Regions from separate parts of the Homo sapiens genome. Here all the other regions are linked to region 2. A link is a contact called in ENCODE Hi-C or POLR2A ChIA-PET data. All regions are on one chromosome and are shown on one strand. Each heading gives the region's core, a stretch centred on a gene start or an enhancer-like site at or near the end of the contact. The rest is flanking DNA. Distances are from core to core; before and after follow the strand shown.

Region 1 (3,827 bases), core at 458-2,957, 2.7 Mb after region 2:
GTGGTGCTTAGTATCACCATATAGTGCTTCACGGCTGCACCGCAGTCTACAGTTTTTTCTCAGCCCTTCTATTTCATTATCTCATTTCATCTCCACAATAGCCTCGTGGGGGCAAACAGGACAGTAATTACCCTCACGCCATTTTACAGATCGGGAAACTGAGGCCTCGGAAGGCGAGGTGAGTTATCCAAGATCCCACAGTGAGAAGCAATCTCAACTCCCTGGGCAAGGTCCTTTCTACCTCAGCAGGTTGTCCTAAGCCAGGGGTCACGGGTTCCCCTCCATGGGCACACACTGCTGTGTATGTATTGCATATATGTCTGCCCAGCCCTCCATGCCTGTTTCTCCCAAGGACACTTGCAACCAGGCTGCCCTAGACTGCGGTCCACCAGGCCTGGAATCCCTCCTGCTGCCCCCCAGGTCAGGAAGAAATAGAGGAAACCTGCCTCATGGGGACTCCGAGTCGCTATGCTAGCTCTAGAGGCGGTGGCAGAGGCAGGCTGGCCGCATTCATTCACAGTCTGGCACATGCACACCACACGCTGCCAGCCGGTAGAGAAGCCCTGCCTGGGAGGGCCCTGGGAGGAGGCTGATAACCGCGCCCAGGATGGCCTCCTGCGTCCGCTCCCTCCCGAGGACAGCCAGGCCCAATCTGTTCCTATGTGGTTGGGGTCGGGGGGTGGCCCAGTGGGAGGCAACGGGTCTCAGTTCTCTTTCTGGATACAGCCAGGGCCCTGATTTCGGCTTGTCCCCAGGCCAGCCCTCACTTGGGCCAAAGGCTGTGGCCGGGACTGGACCGGGTGCTCTGGCGGTCAAGACCTAGGAATGTCCCCTACCCGCAGACCCGCAGCTGCAGCCTGGTGGACCGGCAGGGGGTTGGGGGATAAAGGAGGTGTGGGAGGAAGCGAGAGATCTCATGGGGAAGTCAGAGGGGCAAACGAGGTTGCATCCCCACGGAATTTGTGTCAGGAAAGCAGGGGTGAAGGCGAGGGTTCCCCAAAGCTGCGGGAGGTCCCGGAGCTACCTGGGGGGCGGGGTGGGAGGCGCGTCTCCTCCTGGCCCCTCCCTGAGGCCTGCCGGGAGCGGCTGGGCCGGGGGGCGGAGGCCGAGGTCAGACGCCGGCGCCAAGGACGCCTGCCCCACCCAGCCGTGGCGCAGGGGTCCCGCGCGCTGCTCCCTGGAAAGCGCGTTTGCAGGGGTTGGGGAGAGCAAGGTAGCCTGCCGCCTGCCCCTCCAGCGGAGCATCGGGGTCGGTCCCCGATCCGGTGCCTCGGTGACCGGGAGCAGGGGACACCTGGGCGCACGCCGCACCTTGCCACCCCCGCCCATCTCTCAGACGGGAGCCTCGGCCAGCGGGACAGCAGCTTTGCCAAGGACGCCCGAAAACAAGACCTTGGCGACCCGCCCCACCCCTCCCCACCCCCCGAGTCCAGCCCGGGTCCCCAGCCCCTCGCGCGCCCCACTTACCATGGTGGCGACGCGCTCGCCGGCCCGCGGCTCCGCAGCCCTTGCGCGTCGCAGCTCCCCCGCGCGGATTTGAACCCTCCTGCAAGGCGTCGGCTCGGGCCGGGACTGCGTGCCGGGTCGGAGCGGCGGAGCGGCAGGCGCCGGGAAAACGCGGGCGGGCGCCGGCGCCGGAGCCGGATTGGCGAGGGAGGGACGCGCTCCGCGGCGCTCGATCGCCTGCCCCAAAGGCGGAGGGAAAACCCGGCCTGACTCACCGGCGCGCGGCAAGCCCACAGCCCGGCCCCGGCCCCCGGATGTGGGGGGCGGGGCCGCCTACCCGCGAGCCAACCTGGGCCCCGCCCGGCCCCGACCGCGCCCCCGGCCCTGACCCGCAGAGGCGCCGCACGGCGGTGGCGGGCGAAACCTGGACCGGCTGCGCCTCGCGTCGCTGCCTCCTTGAGCGCCCCGGCTCGTTCCCGAGGGGTGGGCAGCCCCGAGCGCGGCCCACGCCCCAGAGAGCGCACAGCGCCCCCGCTTCTCCTCCTCCGCCGTTCGCCTCGCCCGCCTCCTCTAAGGAAGAGGCGCGTGAGGTCCCTCACCTCCCTAATTGTAGCCGCCTCCTCTCCGGAAAACCTGATTTCCCCCCTTTGGGGATGAACCACAGTAGTACTTTGAGAAGTGAAAAGATTTTACCCCACGACTCTGGCTGAATTGGGCACAGAGTTATTTTCTTTTTGCCTCCAAAGTATTCTAGGGGCAGCAAAATCAGGTGCCTTCAGGGGCCAGAAAAATTACGCAAATGAGTCGTGAGCTTCCTACTAAGACAGTAGGAAGACATGGAAACAGACACAGACACGTAAAGGAGTCATATTCGAAAAATTAAAACACCGTTTCTAATTCAAAAGTTAAGCATAGAGTTACCATATGATCCGGCAATTATAGTCCTCAAACAAGTAATGTTCTTGGCAGTACTAGTCACAATAGTCAAAGAGCCAAAAGGTGGAAACAGCCCAAACTAACAATTGATGAGGGTGTAAGCAAACAATGGTAGATCCATTCAGTGGAATATTATTCAGCCATAAAAAAGAAATGAACGCCATGTGATGACTCATGTCTGAACTCTCCCAGCACTTTTGGAGGCCAGGAGTTCAGGAACAGCCTGGGCAACTCACAAAACTCCATCTCTATCTTAAAAAAAAAAAGACCTGATGTGGTGGCTCACCCCTGTAATCCTAGCATTTTGGGAGGCCGAGGCAGGCGGCTCACTTGAGGTCAGGAGTTTGAGACCAGCCTGGCCAACATGGCGAAATTCTATCTCTACCAAAAACACCAAACATTAGCCAGGCATGGTGGAGCGAGCCTGTAATCCCAGCTACTCGGGAGGCTAAGGTAGGAGAATTGCTTGAACCCAGGAGGCAGAGTTGCAATGAACGGAGATTGTGCCACTACACTCCAGCCTGGATGATGGCGTAAGCCTGTCTCAAAAAAAAAAAGAAAGAAAAGAAAAGAAAAAGAGGAATGAAACACTGATGATACCTGCTACAACATGGATAAACCTCCAAAACATGGCAAGTGAAAGAAACCAGACACAAAGCCCACATGTGTTAATGATGCCATTTATAATAAGTAAATCCAGACAAACAGAAAGCAGATTAGAGCCAGAGGCTGTGGGGAGAGAGAAAGGCAGAGTGATTGCCTAACAAGCATAGGGTTTCCTTCTGGGATGAGGAAAATGTTTTGGAGCCTGACAGAGGTGGTGGTTGCACAACGTTATGAATATACAAATGTCATTGAATTGTTTGCTTTAAAACGGCTAATTTTATGGTATGCACATTTTACCTCAATTAAAAAACATCTTGTCACTTGTGGAACAGATTTGGTCTACGGCCCACAAATTTGCAACCCCTTGTGTTCTATGCTGTTCTTACCAATTCTTGCTAGGACAGCATAGAACCTCTAGGAAGAACTTCTGGCCAGGCATGGCGGCTCACGCCTGTAATCCCAGCACTTTGGGAAGACGAGGTGGGCAAATCAATTAAGGCAAATGATTTGCCTGCCTCAGCCTCTCAGTGTGCTGGGAGTACAGGCGTGAGCCACCATGCCTGGCTGAAAGAACTTTTTTTTTGAGATGGAGTCTTGCTCTGTCGCCCAGGCTGGAGTGCAGTGGTGCGATCTCAGCTCGCTGCAAGCTCCGCTTCCCGGGTTCACGCCATTCTCCTGCCTCAGCATCCCAAATAGCTGGGACTACGGGTGCCCACCACCACACTCGGCTAATTTTTTGTATTTTTAGTGGAGATGGGGTTTCACCATGTTAGCCAGGATGATCTCGATCCCCTGACCTCGTGATCCACCCCCCCTTGGCCTCCCAAAGTGCTAGGATT
Region 2 (3,969 bases), core at 227-2,726:
ATGCTCCCCACCAGGTCTGGTGGCTTGCAGCACGTTTGCACTTACCCTGAGCCTCAAACTAGTTATCTGTAGAATGGGGATGATAACGCTCACTCCGCAGAGCTGCTGAGGCTTGAAGGACAGGCCGAGGGAGGGTTTGGCCCGTGAGGCCCCTCACCATGCCTGGTGACCCCTTAGCAGTTTTGATTTAGGTCCTCGCCTCCACGCAGGGGCCTGCGGGTGCGCGCGGCCCTTTGTTTCTCTAGAACCCTGCACGATTCGTGGTTTCATGTAGAAACAAGTTAGTGAGCAGTCAGTCAGTAACCACAGGCCGCAGAGTTCCGGGCTGCTCCGTGCTCTGGAACACGGGGGAGGGGTTGATGTCAGGGGCGTGGGTCCTGATCACATGGCAGCAGCCCTTCTTGGGGAAGTCAGCTACCCAGCAGCCTGTAGTCCTCGGCTACCCACCCTCACCGCCTGGGGTCCCATGGTGAGACAGCTGGGTGGGCATCAGGCTTCTGCAGAGGGCCAGGCCGGAGGGAGCTGGGCGAGGGAGTGGGGCTGGCTCCTGGCTTGCACCGGCCTCGTGGAATCCAGGCCTCAGACCTGATCGCTGGCGAAACTGGCTCTGTGCGCTGGAGCCCCTGGTCTTCTGCGTCTGTCCTCCTCCCGGCCAGACTTTACTCCTGGCTCAGCGACAGGTATTTGCTATGGAAGAGCTGTCCCTCCCTCCCCTCGGTGGGCCTGGGTCCACCTCCACCTCCTCTTCAGGTCCGCACCTTCCTCCCCTTTAAAACACCAGCCGGGCGCAGACCCGTTCTAGGCTTTTCCATGGTGCTTCCGCCAAAGCTTGTGACCGAGTCCTTCCCGCCTAGGGCTGGTGGGCCTCCCCTGCTGGTAGGTCTCTCTTCGCTTTCTTTACTCAGAACTGAAGCTCTCATTCCCCACCCACCAAGGAAAAACAAAAGGGAAGAAGCCACAGCTGGCCCCGGCTTGCTTTGGCACAGGTGTTTCCCCCCGGCCCCCCGTCGGGCACCCTGGTTCCTGTTCTGTCCCTGCCCCACGCGACCCTGGGGCTCCCACCCGGGCTCCTCAGCCTCCCCTGGGTTGGGGTGGGGGGACTGGCTCCCAGCCCTTGGCCTAGGGTTTGGTGAACGCCTTTCCTGGACTGCGGGCCCACTTCAGGCGCGGCTCCAGGCTGGGCAGCTGCGCTGGAGGGCCGAGGGCAGGGGTGGGGTCGGGCGTCCACCCTCAGGGTTGCGCCAGGGAGCCGGAAAGCCGACTCCCGAAGTTGGGGTCCTGGGAAAACTTGGGTCCTGGGTTGACTGAGAAGCGGCGGGGAAAGGAGGCGGGCCAGGAGGAGGGGGCCTGGCGGACGCCGGCCGGGGGGCGGGGCGCGGCGGGGCTGTCGGTCACGCCCCTCAGTCCGCCCCGCCCCGCCCCGCCTGCCGGGGAAGGGCCACGTTGCCCGCCCGGCCGTCCGGCCCCGGCGCGCCGCAGAAAGGGCTGGCGAGTCGAAAGGCGAGGCGGCCGCGGCAGCGCTTGGGACGCGCCTGGGCACCGGGCTCGCTCCCTGCGCCCCGGAGCAGGCCAAGTTCGGGGCCAGGACGTCGGGAGGACCTGGTGAGTAGGTGTCCGGGGACGGAGGTCAGACCGGGGGAGGCCTCGCGGGCGCCGAGAGGGAGCCCAAGGGACGTCGGGTCGCCCCAAAGCCCCGGTGCCCATGAGTGCTAGCGAGAGGGGGCTTGGCTGGGGAGCGGCCCGGTCCGACCCGGTGCCAGCTGCGCGTTAGTCCCTTCCCGAGCCGAGAGGTTGGAACTCCGCCTTCTGCTTTCGGAATCCCGGGCCTCCAGCTGTTAGAGGAAGGGCGGGCTCCGCGGACTGGGGAGGATGTTGTGAAACTCGGCCCCGGGCGTCCGTGCGTGCGGGGCAGGGAGGGGGTGGGATTGGGGAGTGGCCTTTCCCCCCTAACCTCACTCCAGCATCCTTTCCCCAAGTTAATAGAGGCTGATTCTCCTCAGCAGAAAGGAAATGTTGATTCAGTGTTGAAATATATATATAATAAGTTGGCAAGAAAACTTTTCTTCCTGTTTGCTAACGTGTGTGGAGTAGAGAGCCCCGGGACGTGCAGTGCCCGCGTCTGATAAACTCTGAAGTAGAGGGACTGTGGCTGGCCGGCTCCCTGAAGGCTGAAGCTTCACTTTGGTTAACCCTTGCTGCTGTAGTGGGTCTGCCGTTTTGTTTTAGAACATCACTGGCTGAGATGTTGCCCAGCTTTATTTTCAGTCATTTACGGTATTTTTTCAGGCCGTGTAGCCTTTGCTCTTACGTGCTCACATCATCCAGGATCTGCCTTCCATCAGCAATCACTGCGTCCTGGTCCTTCCCAATTCTGGGGACCATTGAGCTCACCCATTTCCCTGCTTCTGTGTCTCATTCTCACTGTTAGAAGCACTGCGGTATGCCTGACCTCAGTGGCCTGTGTTAACAAGGGAAACTCATTACTGTTCGGGGCAGTAGGGAAATTGTCACTGTCGTCAGTATCCAGGCAGTGGGACCTTGTGATGAACCAAATCAACCCTGTCACCTTATAGATGAGAGAACTAAGGTACAAGTGGGTCAAGTGACTTGTCCAAAGTTGCCTGGCTTGCTGGCTGGATCGCCTGAATCCCAGGCCTCATGCCTTTTGTGGCACTTGTATTTAGCTCTTCTTTTCCAGGATGAATAACCTGCATCCCTTCCCTCCTAGGTCTTATTCTCTCAACTCTTGAATTATTTAGTGTATCTTCTCTGACTACCTTTCTTTTTTTTCCGTCCTGAAATTATGGGCCTGGTACATGATACAGGAGTCCAGCCAAGGTCTAAGAACGAACATGAAAGCAGTTCAGTTAGAGTTCCATTACCTGTGACATGTCTATATTTTCTGGAATTTTTACGTAGTGCTTTTTAACTTTAAGCAAAGCAGAGATAGAAGGGAAAATCTGTTACCATTTCTTCCACTTCTGTACTTAATTTTACAGCTAAATATAACTTCTCGCTTATTGCTCATGATTGGAAGTTGACTATCTGGTGTTCACTTGCTATTTAAGAAACATTTTTTGCCAGATAAAGGAAATAGGCTGGAGAACACCATGGTATCAGAGTGTTAGAAAGGATCTCACAGCTCCTAGGCAGTCCTTCAAATGCTTCAGAAACTGAGTGAGCCCCATAGGGGCAGGTGGCGCCTACCCAGAGCCACCTCGGTTTTAGCTGAAGGGTTTTGTACTGAAAAGACTCACTTCTCATCTCCCACCATGGTGCAGATGTCTTTGTACCTGGTGGTGTGGATTGGCTGTGTCACCTCCCTAAAGGAGTTGTGAAAACTCTAGAAAGTCAAAGCCAGTTTTGAGTCTGTGCCTTGCATGCCAGTCTCATAAATGACATCATTAGGAACTCAGGTCAGGATTAAGGGCAGTTGTTCTATTTAAAAAGGAAGGTGTAGCAGATTGTATTTTCCCTCAAGGGCCTCACCCGTAAGTATCCCCTTCCACATGTAGTTATAGTTTGACATTGTCCACTTCCCACCTAGTGGTGGGGTTTATGATTCTCTCCCCTTGCATGTCAATAGGGACTTGTGGTTCCCTTGACCAGTGAGTAAGACAGACCTGATCCAAGGCTGAATCAGGAACAGGATACACTTTCACCTGGCTTGCCCGCTTTCTTGGAACACTCACCTTTGGAATGCAGCCACCACTTCCAGGACATTTCCAGGCCACATAGAGGGGTTCTAGTGAGCACTCCTGCTGATAAGGTCTCAGCTGCTGCCAACATCATCCTACAGACATGTGAGAGAATGTGAGAGCCTCTAGGGGCATCTGGCCCTCAGCTTTTGAGTCTTTCAGCAAGGCCTCAGGCATAGTGGAGCAGAGACACGTCATCTCCTCTGTGCTGCACTGTCCACATTTCTGACCAATAGAAACTGTGAGGAGTAAGTGATAACTATTGTTTTAA
Region 3 (3,760 bases), core at 768-3,267, 2.6 Mb after region 2:
ACCTAGAAAACAGTCCTCACACTTAAGCCTTTGATCATGCTCTTCCTGCCCAAGCAGTCCCAGCGTGAGGCCCATCTCCAGAAGCGAAGCAGCAGGGACTCGGAGCATAGGCTGAAGATGGGCCACAGGGGAAGGAATCCTCCCTCCACTCCCTACTAGCTGTGACCTCTTCTACTTACATTTCTGAGCCTTAGGGTTTTGGTTTTTGTCCTGTAAAATGGGGCTAAAAGCCTATCATACCAATCATGGACTCTCTTGTAATCCTCCCAGATGTTTAGCGCCGTACCCAGAATAGGCACATAAAAGGTAATGAATGTCAACTGTCATCTTCCCGAACCACTCCAGCACATTCTCTCACTCCCAGCTTAATCTGTATTTTCATCCCCTCAAAAACCGGAACATAACCTCCGGCTTTGGGTTTTGCCCAAAGCACTTAAATCACATGCAGACCACACAAACTAGTCATGCTTTAAGAAAGGTGTCCTCTTAGAATTCAAATCGTTTCCACTGAGACTGCTGAAATCCAGTACCCAGCTTACCTTCTCCACACTGGCTGCATCTTTGAACAGGATAAACCCAAACCCTCTTGACCGTCCAGTGTTGGGATCCATTTTTATTGTACAGTCAACGACCTCTCCAAATTTAGTAAAATAGTCTTTTAAATCTTTTTTGCTAGTATCCCAGCTCAGGCCACCAACGAACATTTTTCTGAAATGGTAGGGTGAGACACACGGCAACAAGTCTTGTAAGCAAGCTGTGATTTTGGAAAGGACTGGCCCTGGCAAAGTTCTCACGAAGTCTACAGCTACCCTTAGAGTCTGCAAGGAGCACCTTAGAAAGATGTTAAATCTCCACTACCCTCCAAATTGAACTCAACCAGGACCCTAACGAGGCTTAACAAGGCTCTGCAGCCCCAGCCTGTGAGAAGCAAAGAAGGGACCACCTCACCAGGGGTATGGGACCTAACCACTCATAACTGGAAATTCATGTGTTCTACAACCATGTAGCAAAGGGCCAGCGTCTCCACCAACTCCTGAGAACTCGTTTCAAGGAACTCGATGTTTCCGGGGACCAAGCCCGCCCAGGGTTCAGACCGTGACTCCGCCCCCGGGAGAGGCGGAGGAGGGAGGTCCGGGCCCCGGCTCGCGCCAACTCCGCCCACGCAGCCGCCGGCGCGGCCCAAGACGCCGCCGGGCCCCGGGTCCGAGCGCTTTCCCTCTTCCGGGCCATCCGCCCGCCCCTGCGCCGGCTCCGGCCCTGGCCCTGGCCCTGGCAGCGCGCGAGCGGCCCCGGGGCGGCGCCAAAGTCGACCCAACAAACTCCCGCAAACTCCAGCGCGAGTGGCAGCGCCAGGCCCGGCCCGCGAACGCAGCGGCGACAGTCCGCGGGCCGCACCAGCCCCGACCCGGGCCAGGCCGCCGCCCCTCCCCCCGCCGCGTGGCGCCAACAAAAGGCGGCCCCGGAACAAAGGCGGCGCCCCCGTCCGCCCGCGGCCGCACCTACCCCGCGTCCTCCTCGTTCTTGCTGGCGTTGATCTGGTCGCCCTCGGCGCCGTTCTGATTCCCGCTCGGGGGCGCCGCGGTCGCGCCTCCAGCCCCCGCCGCGGCGCCCGTGCCAGCCCCGGCCGGCGACTCGCCTTCGGGGACGGCCTCATGTCCGTTCTCGGTGGCGCCCGTCGTCTCCATGGGCTGCTCCTCGCCCGCTTCCGACATGCTAGGCCGAGGCGCGGCGGCTCCTGCAACCAGCGGCGACAGCGCGTCAGGCCGGCGCGGCTCCCGCCAGAGCTCCCGCCCGCCGGCCGCCGCTCACCTCGCCGCCGATGACGCCGCGGGGCCCGCTCGTCCCCACCCGCAGGGGAAGGCGCCGCAGGCTCGGCCGCACTCAAGCTCGCGCTGCTGAGGCCTCGCCCCAGTCAGCCCACGGAGCTGCTCCAACTGTGTCTCCTCCTCCTTGGCCGCCGCCGCACGGGAACCCACCGACCAACAGCCAAGCTCCGTCCCGCGCGGTGCCGCCGCCTGACAATGCCGACTCGTGGCGCCCTTTATAATGCCGGAGCCGGGTGCCACATCGCAACAAACTGCACACTCATTGGCTGCTCAAGTCCGTCACTCAACCTAGCTTCAGCGTCCCATTGGCCGCCACGGCGCGCGCGCTCTAGACCTGGGCGGGCTTTGTCCTCATTTTAGAACGCGCGCGAGTCCGGCCGCTACGGAGGGCTCCCGAAGCCGGGCGGGACGGCGCCGGGTCCAGGGCGGCGGGCAGCTACAGCACATCGGTGGGAGGGCCTAATCGGATTGTAAGCTCGTCGAGGCCGCTGGTCTCTTGCTCTCGAGGACTCCATCCCAGCATTGGCAGCCTCCGCCTCCCCATGTCCCAAAAGAGGAAACTGGGCTGGAGAAAGTTTCGCAGCCCAAGGACGCGTGGCTGGAAGTGGCAGAACCCGGGCTTCCGAGGTTGGGCGAGTGGGGTCCTCCAAGGCCCTCAGCACGGGTCGGAGGGATTGGGACTGAACCCGCCATCCCCCTGGACCTTGGTGCCCTCCAAGCCCCGCGCTCGCGCCCTGTCCGTCGCCTCCCCCAGAGATGCTCTGCAGGGACGATGAGACCTTGGTGTTCCCCGGTTCTCTGTCCCCTGGCACCACCTGAACGATTGACATCGCATTTGTACTTTTGTTTACTTAAATTTTTTCCTGTAAATCATTTGTCTTTCTTTTTCTTCCTTTTTATTATTTTTTTTTTTTTGATGGAGTCTTGCTCTTGTCGCCCAGACTGGAGTGCAATGGCGCGATCTCGGCTCACCGCAACCTCCGCCTCCCGGGTTCAAGCGATTCTCCTGTCTCAGCCTCCCGAGTAGCTGGGATTACAGGCATGCGCCACCACGCCCGGCTAATTTTTTTGTTTTTTTAGTAGAGACGGGGTTTCACCATGTTGGCCAGGATGGTCTCGATCTCCTGACCTCGTGATCCGCCCGCCTGGGCCTCCCAAAGTACTGGGATTACAGGCGTGAGCCACCGCGCCCGGCCTTTTTTTTTTTTTTTTTTTTTTTAAACAAATACGGAGGCCGGGCGCGGTGGCTCCCGCCTGTACTCCCAGCACTTTGGGAGGTCCAGGCGGGCGGATCACGAGGTCAGGAGATCGAGACCATCCTGGCGAACATGGTGAAACCCCGTCTCTACTAAAAATACAAAAAAATTAGCCGGGCGTGGTGGTGGGCGCCTGTAGTCCCAGTTACCGGGAGGCTGAGGCAGGAGAATGGCGTGAACCCGGGAGGCGGAGCTTGCAGTGAGCCGAGATCTCGCCACTGCACTCCAGCCTGGGCGACAGAGCGAGACATCGTCTCAAAAACAAAACAAAACAAATACACCACTCGTGAACTCACGAGGTAAAGGACAGGGTGGGGGCGTTGTTCTCTTCCTAATACACAAAACTCCTTTATATTATCTCCTTGACCACAAAATTTTAAAGGCCTCGGTAATCCCGTTATTCCTTTTAATCATATGGGTGGTGGGCCCCAAGGCAAGCAGGATTACAACCTCTGGAGCCTGCAGGTTACCAAATAGCAACCCAGAACACAAGGAACTAGCGTTTCCAGTGGATTCCTGCAGCCAGGACCAGTGTGGTGGGCTGGGCATTCCATTTTCTCTTCTGTATCTTAACAACCAAAGTAAGGTGGTATGGTCACCAATTTTATTTATTTTATTTTTTGACACAAGGTTTTGTTCTGTAACCCAGGCTGGAGTCCAGTGGCACGATCACGGCTT
Region 4 (3,961 bases), core at 564-3,063, 2.6 Mb after region 2:
GGACTCCAACATTGCCTAGAGGGCCAGGCATGAAATAAAGGACAGATGAGTGCCTGGCACAGGGCCAGAGACAAGGAGTGGGCTTTTCTGAGCAGGAAGAAGGTGAGGCCTCCTGGTGTTCTGTGCCATGCTATAAGATACTCCTGGCCCAGGAAATGGCTCAACCTGGTCTGACCTCCAACTATATCACCTCTTGACCCAGGAGCAGGTGAGATGTTAGCCGGGCCCAGCTACAGCCTTCTCACCCTCTGCCTTAAAGCAGGAAAAGCCCCTGAGCCAACCTGATTCCTCTGAGCTGCACGGGGCCACAGCTGTGGCTGGAGTTTGGGCTGCAAGACAGGGCTGAAAGGCGGGGCCCAAATAGGACTCACACACACACAAATACACACACACACACACGGTCTGTGAGGTCTTGATCCTCAGAAACGAAGTACAGGCTGGGTATGGTGGCGTGCACCTGTAGTAGCAGGTACTTGAGAGGCTGAGATGGGAGGATCACATGATCCCAGGGAGGTAGAGACTGCAATGCTGCACTCCAGCCTGAACAACAGAATAAGACCCTTTCTTTAAAAAAAAAAAAAAATACAGGCCACAAGCAGTTAACCTCGCAGTTAATTTGGGAAGAATTTTTTCCAAAAATCATGTAAAATATTCAATTCAGCTTTACAGTTAAAAATAAGAAATTCCATTCTTTTAGGGAAGATGAAAAAGTCCTGTTGCATGGATGGTGGTGATGGCTGCACGACGATGTGAATGTACTTTTGCCACTGAATTGTATCCTTAAAAATGGTTAAAATGGTAAAATTTTGTTATGTATATTTTACACAATAAAGAAAAAAGAAACTCCAAATGTTCTTTAATAAATGCCTTAAGCGGCCGGGTGCGGTGGCTCACCCGGCCTGTAATCCCAGCACTCTGGGAGGCCGAGGCAGGCAGATCATCTGAGGTCAAGAGTTCAATAAATGCCTTATGCATCTTACAACTGTATTGGGAAGAGAAGAAGAAATCAGCAATGAGGGAGTGAAGCAGAGGCCTGGGAATCATGATGTGGACAGAAAGAAGGGACAATCAGGAGCCTCCCCTGCACCTGCTGCAGTCCCAGGCCCGTGTTCCAGGGTTCTTCAAGGCAGAAAGCCCCAGTGCCTCACCCCAGGAGGGGGCTTTTCTCTCATATCCCAGCCCCTTGGGAGGCTTTTTCTTCTCACTCCCTGGGCTGGGAGTCAAGAAGACCTCAGTAGGAGTCCAGCCTCTGCAGCCTTGCTGCGTGTCTGACAACAAAACCCTTTCCCTTTCTGGGCTTCAGGGTCACCGACATGTACCACAAGGAGGATTCCCAACCTCTCTTCTTGCCCAAACGCTGCATGATTCTCTCAGCGACGATACAGCTCGTCCGGTTCACCCTGCCTAGATTCTAGCAGGAACTATGGTGCCCTGAAGGTCAAGCCCATGGTGATCTCCTTGGTCAGCCCCAGAAGGGACCCTGGGCTCTCCTTCTGCTCTTCCTGCTGCCCCTTCATGGGGCTGGGAAAACCTAGGACCTGCTTCTCCCACCCTGAGGCCCCTACTGTGTACCAGGCCCGGGTAAGGTACCAGTCACATACTCGCACTTAGGCCTCACAGTTCATCCCATTTTATGCACAAGGCGACTCAAAGACTGAGTCTGGCCCAGAGAAGGCCTGCAGGAGCTCCGAGCCCCGCCTGGGCGCCGGGAGCAGGGGCGGGGTCGTCCGGGACCCTTTCCCGGAAGGGAGGCCGCAGGGGCCTGCGGGGCGGGGCCTGCGGGGCGAGGCCCGGGGCGCGTCCCGGAACCAGAGACGGGGCAGCGCTCGAGTTCCTGCGCGGGACTGCCAAGGCACGACCACGGGCCGGAAGGCTGCCAGGCCCAGTGGGCAAGCGAAGAAATGAACCACCGCAACGCGGGCGCTTCGGGGCGGGGCCGAGTGCGAACCTGAGCCCCAAATCCCGACCCAGGCAGGGGCGGGGCCCGGAGCGGGGCCTTGGAGGCCCAGCCCGCGCGGCGACGTCTCCGCGTGGCGTCACGGCACCGACTGACGGCCACCCACCATGGCCGCAGACCAGCGCCCGAAGGCCGACACGCTGGCCCTGAGGCAACGGCTCATCAGGTACCCGGGCGGGGGGCGGGCGGCGGGGGGCGCGGGGCTGCGCGGAGAGGCACGCGCACGCACGACGCACGCACGCACGCACTACGCACGCGCCTCCGGCTAGGAAGCCGCTGCTACCCATCCCGTCCGGCCGCTGCCCCGGCCCCGCTGGAGCTTCTAGGGCCCGAGGCGGGCGGCGCCGTTGGGCAGTCCCGGCGGGTGGTCTCCGGGGCCGCCTCCCCGACAGCGCCGTCTCCAGGCCGCCCAGTTCAGGAGACGGCCCCGCCCTCACCGCTGTTCGGCTGTGTCAGCCTCGCTTGGCAGCCTTTACTCCGGAGAAGACCTTCACCCTGGCGCCTGAGAGGACCTCACCCAGGGTGGCCCGTCAGCAGCACCTGGGCCTGGCTCGAGAGTGACCTGGGAGGGGGCTGAAAGGGCAGACAAGGGAGAGTCGGGGGAGTCGGTTCACAGGCAGCACACTTGACCTGTGAGGGGGCCCTCGGTGGGACGGTGGGTGAGGTCGCCTCCCACTGGAGCTTAGGGCTGGCACCCAGCGAGGGGCAGCAGGGCCACGTGGCTGGCAAGGAGCTGTTTAGGGCTGAGAGCCAGGCACCTAATGTTGGTGCCCTGGCCCATCCCATCGAAGACACGCGGCCTTATGGAGTCCCCATGGGACGGGGCAGCCACCTTTTCTCAGGATCCGGGAGACTGACGCGGACACATGCAGAAATGAGCAAGGAGGCCACAGAGGCTGAAAATGCTTTCAGAAACAATCCGAAGTTTCAGCGACTTGTTACCCCATCTGCTTCCTGCTTTGCAACCACCTGTGGAGTGGAGAGACAAGGCAGGGAAGCAGCACCTTGCCCTTCCAGCTCTCATTTCCCCCCCGCCACCAGAAACTGGGAAGGGGTGGGCGGGGGTCTGCGATGAGTAGACTTCACCCTTTCGGTCTTCAGACATGGCTGTCCACTCCTTGCCTGTCCCCACAGCTCTTCCTGCAGACTCTTTTTTCCCGAGGATCCTGTTAAGATTGTCCGGGCCCAAGGGCAGTACATGTACGATGAACAGGGGGCAGAATACATCGATTGCATCAGCAATGTGGCGCACGGTCAGTATCACACCTCAGGCTGGCAGGGCAGGAGAGGAAGGCAGTGCTGTGAACCTGGTCCCAAGGTGACCTGAGATTGCCGAGAGGTGTGGAGAACCTGGGTGGAGTTGAGGCACTGTCAGTATGCAGAGGAGGCTCAGCCTTCGCAATATAGCTGTGGAATTCTGCAATCTGGAGCTGTGCTAAACCAGGCAGGGGTCAGCAATCTAGGTCTGTGAGTCTAGTTCCACTTGGGACTGATGATGAGCTCACAAAGTGGCAGATGGCCCAGCTGTGACCAGCAACGTAGCACAGTGCTGGCCAAGTGCTGGGGTCATGGCAGTGCTTCAGCCCCATTGGCCATCTCAGGTGCTAGGCAAGGGAGCTGAAGTAGGAATTCAGTCATCTTGATGAGGCTGCCAGAGCTGATGGAAAGAAAGGGAGTCTGAGACTCAGCAGGCACATGGAAGATGAATAAAGTTGAGGTTAAAAAAAAAAAAAAAGCAGAGACTCTAGTCTTAGACTGCTTGGGCTCAAATCCCTGTCCCCTACTTACTAACTTGTGATCTCGGGCAAGTTACTTAATTCTCAGTGCCTCAGTTTGCTTATCTGTGAAAGACATAATGATACTAGGTACCCACTTTAAGGTGTTTGGAGAATTAAGTGTGTTAATTTATGTAGCTTGCTCTGAATGTGCCTGGCACATGGTGAGCTCTCAGTACATATTCACTGTTATTATCCTTGGCCTTTGACAATCAAGATTACCACCAGC

Evidence for each region. Hi-C counts contacts between places; a loop is a spot of excess contacts on that map. ChIA-PET counts read pairs that join two places held with the same protein, here RNA polymerase II (POLR2A). Pooled maps may share reads with other maps.
Region 1: a map with no recorded cell type shows a loop between it and region 2 (8-fold over the local background). The contact joins the promoter of N4BP3 here to the promoter of MGAT1 in region 2. A Hi-C loop is called at or near these places in 7 of 37 single-sample maps with no recorded cell type and 5 of 50 pooled maps. POLR2A ChIA-PET finds 5 or more read pairs at or near these places in 1 of 52 experiments (activated CD4-positive, alpha-beta T cell).
Region 3: a loop to region 2 is called in a pooled map, with 6 times the contacts of the local background. The contact joins the promoter of HNRNPAB here to the promoter of MGAT1 in region 2. A Hi-C loop is called at or near these places in 7 of 50 pooled maps. POLR2A ChIA-PET finds 5 or more read pairs at or near these places in 2 of 52 experiments (T-cell and activated CD4-positive, alpha-beta T cell).
Region 4: a map with no recorded cell type shows a loop between it and region 2 (5-fold over the local background). The contact joins the promoter of PHYKPL here to the promoter of MGAT1 in region 2. A Hi-C loop is called at or near these places in 3 of 37 single-sample maps with no recorded cell type and 10 of 50 pooled maps. POLR2A ChIA-PET finds 5 or more read pairs at or near these places in 2 of 52 experiments (GM12878 and naive thymus-derived CD8-positive, alpha-beta T cell).

What each region holds. Positions count from the first base shown.
Region 1 is chr5:178,111,412-178,115,238 of GRCh38, reverse strand. It overlaps N4BP3 (NEDD4 binding protein 3), which reads right to left and starts at 1,707. Exons shown (of 5, transcript NM_015111.2): 1 at 1,468-1,707. RefSeq lists silencers at 1-7, 618-667, 1,018-1,337, 1,418-1,967 and enhancers at 478-537, 66-579.
Region 2 is chr5:180,800,313-180,804,281 of GRCh38, reverse strand. It overlaps MGAT1 (alpha-1,3-mannosyl-glycoprotein 2-beta-N-acetylglucosaminyltransferase), which reads left to right and starts at 1,476. Exons shown (of 2, transcript NM_002406.4): 1 at 1,476-1,602. RefSeq lists enhancers at 1-42, 497-606, 750-1,456, 1,457-2,164 and silencers at 977-1,026, 1,037-1,116, 1,287-1,646.
Region 3 is chr5:178,202,790-178,206,549 of GRCh38, reverse strand. HNRNPAB (heterogeneous nuclear ribonucleoprotein A/B) reads right to left here and starts at 2,017. Exons shown (of 8, transcript NM_031266.3): 1 at 1,810-2,017; 2 at 1,504-1,735; 3 at 540-708. The coding sequence starts at 1,712. RefSeq lists silencers at 1,044-1,453, 1,484-1,593, 1,614-1,833, 2,134-2,203.
Region 4 is chr5:178,230,654-178,234,614 of GRCh38, reverse strand. It overlaps PHYKPL (5-phosphohydroxy-L-lysine phospho-lyase), which reads left to right and starts at 1,813. Exons shown (of 13, transcript NM_153373.4): 1 at 1,813-2,123; 2 at 3,092-3,210. The coding sequence starts at 2,065. It overlaps LOC112267937 (a long non-coding RNA gene), which reads right to left and starts at 577. Exons shown (of 3, transcript XR_002956238.2): 1 at 1-577. RefSeq lists silencers at 1,579-1,988, 2,069-2,388 and an enhancer at 1,651-2,189.